Linked DNA regions of Homo sapiens: region 1 is linked to region 2. Evidence: read pairs that join two places in POLR2A ChIA-PET (ENCODE). Cell type or tissue: GM12878. All regions are shown on one strand. Links, peaks and the distances in the headings refer to the core of each region. The heading gives the core; the rest is flanking DNA. Region 1 has its middle 25 kb from the start of LINC03140. Region 2 overlaps LINC02615 (long intergenic non-protein coding RNA 2615).

Region 1 (4,393 bases), core at 202-4,201, 130 kb before region 2:
CCTTGGCTCCTTCATCATATTCAATCATCCTAAAAAGTAACTCCTGCTACTTTGAATATTGTATCCTGCCTTGCTCTCCAGTACAATATTAATGGAGACTGTGGGCAAGATTGTTTAGAAACCAATTTACACTGCACAGGCAGTGGGAAAACTTCCTCCAAATGTAAACTGCTCCAACAGAGGAGCAGAGCTTTGAGTACTCAAAGTAAACAGGACCTAGAGGAGACTGAAGACCCAGACAGTGAGTTAGCAAAAATAAATCACAAGAGAGCGCATATGTGGTATAACCTTGCACTGAGGAAACACAAGCGGTGAATGGGTGTTTAAACTCAGATTTATGATCAGCTGTGTCACTGGTGGAAGACAACCACCTTAGAGGGATATTCATTCATTCATTCACTCATTCAAGAAACAGTTGTGGGGACTTCTGTGTTCCAGACACTAAATTAGACACTGAAGGTTCAAATATGAATAATATAGGGGAGGAGAGACAGACTTTCATATTTTATTTCTATACTAATTGATTCTTTTACAAAAAGAAAGTGTCTGTGAATTACTTGGGCAGTGAAAGAATGAATAAGCACAATGCCTGCCTTCAGTGAGCTTATGGTCAAGTAAAAGGATACAAATATGTAAAACAATTTTAAAAGGATACAAGCATGTAAAACAAAATGTGACACATGAGGTATTTTTAGAGGAGGACAAAATGAAGGCAAAGGTCAGTTTGGAGAAGGAAGGTGATGGGGAGAAAAACTTCTTAAAAGATAAGGAGATTCTTGAGCTGAACCTTGAAGGTGGATAAGTATTAGCTAGAACAGGGTGGGAGGTCAGTCCAGAAAAGAACAACCTGAAGAAACCACAGAAGTATGCAACAGCCCAGGTGACTGTAAGCGATCCAAGGTCCCTGGAAGCACAGGGTGTGCAGCAGAGCCGAGGTGAAAGGTAAAGTTGGAAAGGAGCCACTGAGAAGTTTTCAGCAGGAGAATAAACAATCAGACGTGCCTCTTGGGCAGCAAAGTGGAACAAGGGCGAAAGGTGAGTGGGTGGGGGCAAGTAAATCACCCACCCATAGGAACCACTTCTGTGTTCAACTCAGACCCTGAGACAAATGATCAGATTATATTTCCCCTCAAGATGTTTCCCGTGCCCCTATGGAAGGCTATGAAACAACAAAGTACTCTTTATTTTTAACATTTTCCTTCCAGAAAGAAAACATGAGAGACAGGGAAAAAACGCTTGATGACGTTGATATACAGTTTGAGTGTCTTTTCTAATCTGGATCAACTTCGAACCAAGATGAAAGAAGCATAGAAACAAAAGCACAAGAGAAGAAAAGGCAAGAAAAATAAGGGGAGAGAGGATGACAAGAATAGTACCAGGCTGGGCACAGGGGCTCATGCCTGTAATCCCAGCACTTTGGGAGGCTGAGGCGGGTGGGATCGCCTGAGGTCAGGAGTTTGAGACCAGCCCGCCCAACATGGTGAAACCCCATCTCTATCAAAAATACAAAAATTAAATTAGCTGGGCGTGGTGGTGCACACATGTAATCTCAGCTACTTGGGAGGCTGAGGCAGGAGAATTGCTTGAACCTGGGAGGCGGAGGTTGCAGTGAGCAGAGATCATGCCATTGCACTTACAGCCTGGGTGACAAGAGCGAAACTCCGTCTCAAAAAAAAAAAAAAAGTACCGGCTGGGCGTGGTGGCTCACGCCTGTAATCCCAGCACTTTGGAAGGCCGAGGCAGGTGAATCACGAGGTCAGGAGATCGAGACCATCCTGGCTAACATGGTGAAACACCGTCTCTACTAAAAAAATACAAAAAATTAGCCGGGTGTGGTGGTGGTCGCCTGTAGTCCCAGCTACTTGGGAGGCTGAGGCAGGAGAATGGCGTGAACCGGGAGGCGGAGCTTGCAGTGAGCCAAGATCGCGCCACTGCACCCCAGCCTGGGCGACAGAGCGAGACAACGTCTCAAAAAAAAAAAAAAAAAAGGTACCAAAAATGAAGTAGAATTAGGTCTGGGTAATGGGAGTACCTTTTCTCCTTTTCATACCAACCTGCCCCCAAACTCCTGACACCTCTGCCTGGGAGAGAAAAGCCAGGAATTGGGAAAGGAAAGTGGAACATGGAATCTTCTGGAGTCGTCAGTAGAAGCAGACGTCCATTAAAGGCAGAAGTACACAGAGTTCCACTTCATTGTAACAAGGATGAAAGGTTAAAAGTCCCAGTACATAGGCAAATATATTTAGTGGTGGAAAGTTGAGGAGTTTCTATCAGATGTCTTCTGCTTTAATTGTGAAATATGAAGTAAAGTTATCTGCCCTGAGGGGAGAGGTGGGAATTCAGACAATGAAAAAGTTTGAGCAAATAGTGGGGTTCGTCCAGAATTGGGGTTTTGCTAGATAACTTCAGTGGAAGGATCAAGGGTCAAGGGAATTTAGAATATAAGTAATATGTTCTGGATAGGAGGAAACTGAAGACAAAAGTGGTTGGTGGATGGGCAGAAAGGAAAGAGGAGGAGTGATGGGAGCAACAGAGTAAGCTGGAGGGAGGGGGATGTAGCCGGAGGGCAGTCATCTGTACTTGTTATCTCAGGGGGGATGTCCAGGTCTAGGGTGAAGCTGTGAGAATGGAAGGCGGAGATGGGGTATGGAAGATCACTGGAAGATGAGGAGGTCAGAGAACTGAGTGCTCAGTGGTTAGATGGGTCAGATAGAAAGAATATGAAACAAATGCCAGGCTTCAACGACTGAGGAGGAGTGAACAGAAAACCAAAAGAGAAGAACATCATGGAAGGGCAGTGGGGGCTTGGCCTGATGACCTGGGCCTTCAAGGAGCAGGAATCCTGAGGCAGATGTTGGTGATTTTTAACCTCATCCTTTCATCATTTTTCTTGCTGATAGAGCCTTCCTTCCCCATGGAGATCACATGTATGAGCTCATGACCCAACCCTAGCCAACAGGACTAGGGGGCAATAAGATGGGGGCTTCGGGGAAAGATTTTCCTCCTTGTTAGGAAATTGTAGGTGAGGAGAAATTGCACTTTCCAGTTTTGACATTATAGCAGGTTGAATAATTCCCCTGAGAGATATCAGGTGCTAATCCCTGGAACCTGTAAATGTTACCTTGTATGGGAAAAGGGTCTTTGCAGATATGATTAAGTTTAGGATCCTGAGATAGGGAGAATATCCTGAATTGTCCAGGTGGGCCCTAAATGCAGTCACAAAGTGACCTTTTAAGAAAGGGGTAGAGGGAGATTTGATATAGACAGAGAGAAGACACACACACACACACACACACACACACACACACACACACACACACAAAGGTAATGTGAAGGTGGAGTCAGAGATTGGAGTGATGTGGCCACAAGCCAAAGAATGCTGGCAGCTATCAGAATCTGGAAGAGGCAAGAAACAGATTCTCCACTAGAGCCTTCAGAGGGAGAAGAGCCCTGCTAACACTTTGATGTCAGCCCAGTGACACATCAAACCTCTGGCTTCTAGACCAGTGAGAGAATAAATTTTTGTTGTTTTAAGAACCAAGTTTGTGATATTTGTTACGGAAGCCATAGGAAACTAATTCAGATGTAGCAGTGAGGGATTTGATGACTGGAGTGGCAGCAGCTATCTTGAAACCATGAGGACACAAACCTGAGGATAAAATTAAATACAATATCCTGGAGAAGACAGAGTGGAAAAATGGAAAGACCTGTTGAATTAGCCACATATCACTCAACCTTTTGACTTCTTATCATGTAAGATAATAAATGTCTTTATTGTTTATGGCTCTTCTGGTTGGATATTCTGTTACCTGCAGCCACAAGCATTCTAATTGATACAGCCCTATCCAAAAGGGTAGGAGAGTCCTGGCTGGGAAGCAGCAGTGGGTACTAAGGAAGAAATCTGACCCACTTGCCAACTCTGACAAGAGTGCATAAAATGAAAAATGAGCAGCTCCCACTTGAGAGAGGAGCAGAACAGGTAACTTGGAGAGAGTCAGAAGATTAAGAAAATGGTTAGGGAAAAGATTGTAGGGATAGGGGCATTTGTTAATTATGCAACAGGCCTTTTCAAAGGCAGTAAAAGCTTAGGAAGAGGAAGATAATTGGGAGGTATTCTGAGAAAAGGTGTATGTGAATCATGACACTGTACTGTTATGATGAAATTATATAGAGTATAGGTGGAGTGGGGAATAAGGAGAGACTCGCACTTTGGACAATGACCAAAAAAAAAAAAAAAAAAGGGAAAATAGATACAATGCTTGTTAGATTTAACCAGCCCCAGGGTTGCCAAGAAAACATTTCTACCAATGCCAGGACCAAAGTAGTTTTTGAACTTTAATGTTTATAAGGTTCATGGAGTTTGTTAAAAATCTTAAACATTCCTAGGCCCCAG
Region 2 (4,393 bases), core at 210-4,209:
TGCCTCTCACCCCACTGCAGGCCAGGCCACTGGGAAATTGGTTAACAAGTGATGCCTTTGGATTCTTTGGCATTATTGATCTTCAGGAAATCATGGCTCTCCACTCAAAGTCGGCCTTAGCAAGTTCAGAGTGAATGTGTAAAACAGGGGGTGTCAGAAAAACCTTGGCCTTTTCTTACCCATGATATTGGAGATGAGGACGATAGACTGGGGATCTAAAAATGAGATACAAGACTCTTTGCATCAGCTCTCCACACCTAGGCCTCCTCTGAGACCTAAAAATATACTGTATATGAAATGCACAGCAATAGAGCAAAACCATAAATTAAAAGTATACATTTATTAAGCACCTATCATGGGCCAGACACTGTGCTAAAAGCTTACCTCCATGACTTCACTTGATCTTCATAACTACACTGTGAGGGAAGCTCTTGTATTATATTCATCTTACAGATGAATAATGCAGGATAAGAAAGATTAGGGTGCCCAAAGCCACACAGCCAATGGGAAGGTAGACCTGGGAGTCAGGTCAAGCCTCCTTGGCTCCAGTCTTGTGACCCACTATACCATGCTTGATTGGAATGCAGAGTGAGCCCCGACAGGTAAAGCACAGTGACACACTGACACAGACTGGGTTGTGTCCTCCCAAATTTTGTATAAAGTCCCAACCCCCAAGGTGACTGTATTTCAAGATAGAGCCTTTAAGGGATCATTGTAGTTAAATGAGGTAATAAAGGTGGGGCCCTAATCCTATAGGATTGGTGTCCTTGTAAGAAGAGGAAGAGACACCAGGGTTTCTCTATTTGCATGCAAATAGAGAAAAGACCATGTGAGGACACAGCAAGAAGGCGGCCATCTGCAGGGCAAGAAGAGTGGCCTCAAGAGAAACTAAGTCTGCCAACACCTTGATCTTGGACTTACAGCCTCCAGAGCTGTGAAAAAAAAAAAATTTCTGTTGTTTATGCCACCAATTCTTTGGTATTTTTCATGGCAGTCCTAACAGACTAATACACATACCTTCTGCTATTTCACATTTGGCTTCTCTGCCCCAGCTGGGTCTGCCACAGCTACCCTTGATCCTAACTGTCTTATAGGACTCAAAATCTGGAGTAGGAGGTTTCTAAACCAGTGGGCTATTACATTTGGTTATCATGAAGACCTCTGTTGAAATACTCTGTTGGATCTCAGAACAAGCTGAAGGTGATCTAGGGCAGTGCATTTCAAACTCCCTATGGTGAAGGACCAATTTCCTCTATTCCTTTAGTGACAGATAGGTGATCCTACCATGCACGTCTGGGTAGGCAGCTCCAGTCACAAGTAACTCACCAAGAAAGTGGAACAACATGCCGTTCCATAGTATTTCCTCATCAGATGCTTGGACTTCTCAGCCAAGCAGTGGCGTGCCGCAAATGTTTAGTACCCGGTTCTTAAGGGTGGGAGGAGTCCTGATTTGTAGCATTTGTCAATTTGCATGATAAAAATACCTCCCATTATGGCTGATTTCAAGCTACCACAGTGAAGTTACTGAGCTGCAAAAATGGGAAGAAATGCCCACGATCTCTCTGGCTCTGGCTCTCTTGACTGGTACCACCCACCTCCTGCACATCATTGTAGCAATGTGCAATGCTATAAAGTTTCTAAATACAGACTGTGGATTTCTGTACTTACCTCCTTGCAGGAGGCAAATCACACTTTGCATAACACTGACCTAAATCGCTTAAGCTCAAGAGTCCCCAGAGAGGCCCCCTAAAGTCCATTAGCTCACTGTTTTATTAGGTAAAATTCTGGACTGATAAAGTTCATGCAATGCCCATGCATTGCATAGCAATAGAGCAAAACCTTAAGGTAATAGTGCACATTTATTGAGCATTTTCAGAAACGGCCCATTTAATCATAATTAGCTATGAAAAATGGCAGGAGCTCAGCTCTGGTCTTCTCTCCTTTTTTTCTTCCTTCCCTCTAGAATTATTATCTTAATGGCCTTCTCCTATCTCCTCTTTTACATTTTCCCTTCTCTTGTTCTCCCTTCTCTAAAGGATTGTTCTTCCATTTCCTTTGCCTCTTTTCAACAACATAGTCAAGCACAAGCTTCCCATTGGTCCGCTTTCTTTCCCTACAATTTAACTTTATTGTGAGAATGGATCCTACTCTTTGTTATAAGGAGCAATGAGGGGATAAGCCCACTCAAGCAACTCAAGGGTAAAACCCAAAGCAGGCAACAGCTTTAAGGGCCTGTGGGATTAAAGGCAGATAATGGAGTGTTACTTTAGCCCTCTTTATCCTTGCTTTCCCAGAACCAATTCTGCTTTGTTCTGTTTTCTTTTTTTCAAACAGAGCCAGTCATCAGTAGCATAGCCAAGGCCGTGGCTTACAGAAAAGGGATCAACAGCAACCAGAGTGGGGAGTGACCTATGCTGACATCCAGACAAGAGGTAATTAGAGCTGACCTTGGGAGGTGGCCATGAGAATAGAAACAAAAACACAAATACAAGCCATAAAGCCACACGTGGAAGTAAAATCAACAAGATTGGGCTACTGATTAGAGATGGAACAGCAAGGGCAAGGGAGGAAGACGGCACAAGGTTTCAATGCTGACGGCAGCCACATGAGTCATCCTGGAGCTCAGCTTCAATTGAGTTACTCAAATGAGAAAAAGCCTTGCATGGCTGCAAGCCTACTGCACATACAGTAAAGCCTAAATTCCTATATAAGGACTGCCACAGTTTTGCATCAATTTATCATCGACCTTGGACTCACTCATTCATTCAGCAAACATGTATTGAACAGCTACTATGTATTATGCTGGATCAGGAAATTAAAAATGAGGAAAAAGCACAGTTCCTGAGTTTGAGGAGTTCAGCAGCCTGAAAGGGGTATCCTCCAAATAAATCAATACATACATGCACAGCCTCTGTTCACAATGTTCTCTTCATCTGAAATCCCTACTATTTACTGAGTACCCACTACATGCCAGAGACTGCTCTTGGTCCTGGGGACATGGTTGAGTTACTTCTGCCCATTTCCTAACTAGAGCTGTAGATATATTCATATATTTGTCTGCATAGAGTGCTGAGGTCATGGGGACCACAAGAAGAAGAGAGCCAACACTAGACTCTTGGAGTAATGCTTCTATTTCATGGGTTGGGAAAGGGAGAAGAGCCAGAAGTGATCAGAAGAAAAACCTGAGAGGGAAGAGAAAAACCAATCACAGAAGATGGGAAGTAGAGAGTTTCAAGAATAAAGGAGAATGTGTTCTGTGTTCAGTACAACACAGAGGCTAAGAGAGAAGGCTAAGAAAGTCCCCACACAGTCACTCATTTCTGTTAAAAGATGGCAAAGATTAATGAATAAACTGACAGAAGAAAGGCTAAAGATGCACAACAGAGCAATGCGGTGCTTTACAAAGACTCTGGAGCAGGAATTAGGAAGGTACAGGATTTATGGGCAGGAGTGGAAAGGTTGACCTTGGAAAGAAGAGAGAGACTTCTTCCCCCCAAATTAGAAGAAAATAAATGAATATGCAGACATGAATTCAGGGTGGTCACAGAGGCCCCAAGAAGGGTTTGCAGTCAGCCTCATGTGTGAATCCCAGCTCTGCTACTTACTTTCTGTGATATTGGGCAAGTTATTCGGACCCTCCAAGCCTCAGTTTCTTCACCTACAAAGAGGATATGATAATGCCTTTTTCATAAGGGTGTTGTGAGGATAAGTTGAGAAAATGTATATGCAACCAGCTTCCCCTTTGCCTTACCAGTACATATGGGGTCATCAAAATAAATTCTACTGTCCCTTTCCCCCTCTTTGTTCACACTGTGGTCCTCCACAAAGTGCTCTTGCAAAAGAGCTTGCAAGGGAGCCCACCCCACTGCACTGTGTGGGTCAGCCAAGCCTCTGCTGTCCCAAAACTACTGCAGCTGAGGTCCTGGAACAAACAAGATGTCAAATCCAAACAATGCCATCTTGTCCTACAGAGTGTTCCCAAAGCAGCCTTTTCTGTTTTTACTTAAAGCTTTCCCCAACCCACCCTCTACAAATCTCAGCTAGGGCCTGGCTTGAAACCTGAGTGACAAGTACCATGTTACATCTAGCATTATTCCCTCTCTCCCATGACCAGCTTGCAGTCAAGCTCCTAGCAGGCTCTCTGTCCTTCATATGAATACATTTTTGGTAGGCCCCACATCGCTAATTTGCTAGGTACCTCCTGATATATGTCAGTCTCAATCTAGGCTAGCATAGAACTTAGCACACAGCAGGGACTCGAGAGAAGTGAGTCCTGCATCATGGTTTTATTTATACTTCCGATTTGGGATGCCCCTTCTCCCATTCTCAGTCACATCTGTGTTTTACCCAGGTGCTCAAAGATTGGTGAGCTGGTAAATGTTTAGCAACCAGC

What was found. ChIA-PET counts read pairs that join two places held together with the same protein. Peaks named below come from ENCODE experiments on the same cell type or tissue, not always from the same donor. Only the 100,000 strongest peaks of a DNase experiment are listed, where the experiment ranks them.
Region 1: POLR2A ChIA-PET joins it to region 2 with 9 read pairs; 2 of 35 experiments call an interaction of 5 or more read pairs at or near these places.

Annotation. Positions count from the first base shown.
Region 1 is chr4:128,592,881-128,597,273 of GRCh38, reverse strand. No RefSeq gene overlaps it. Among named protein-coding and RNA genes, the nearest start is that of LINC03140, 25 kb to the right of the region's middle. In GM12878, for the core only: no CTCF peak of the experiment used is centred there; no DNase peak of the experiment used is centred there.
Region 2 is chr4:128,459,592-128,463,984 of GRCh38, reverse strand. The region is part of intron 1 of LINC02615 (long intergenic non-protein coding RNA 2615); the gene reads right to left. Among named protein-coding and RNA genes, the nearest start is that of LINC02615, 34 kb to the right of the region's middle. In GM12878, for the core only: no CTCF peak of the experiment used is centred there; a DNase peak (open chromatin) is centred at 2,609.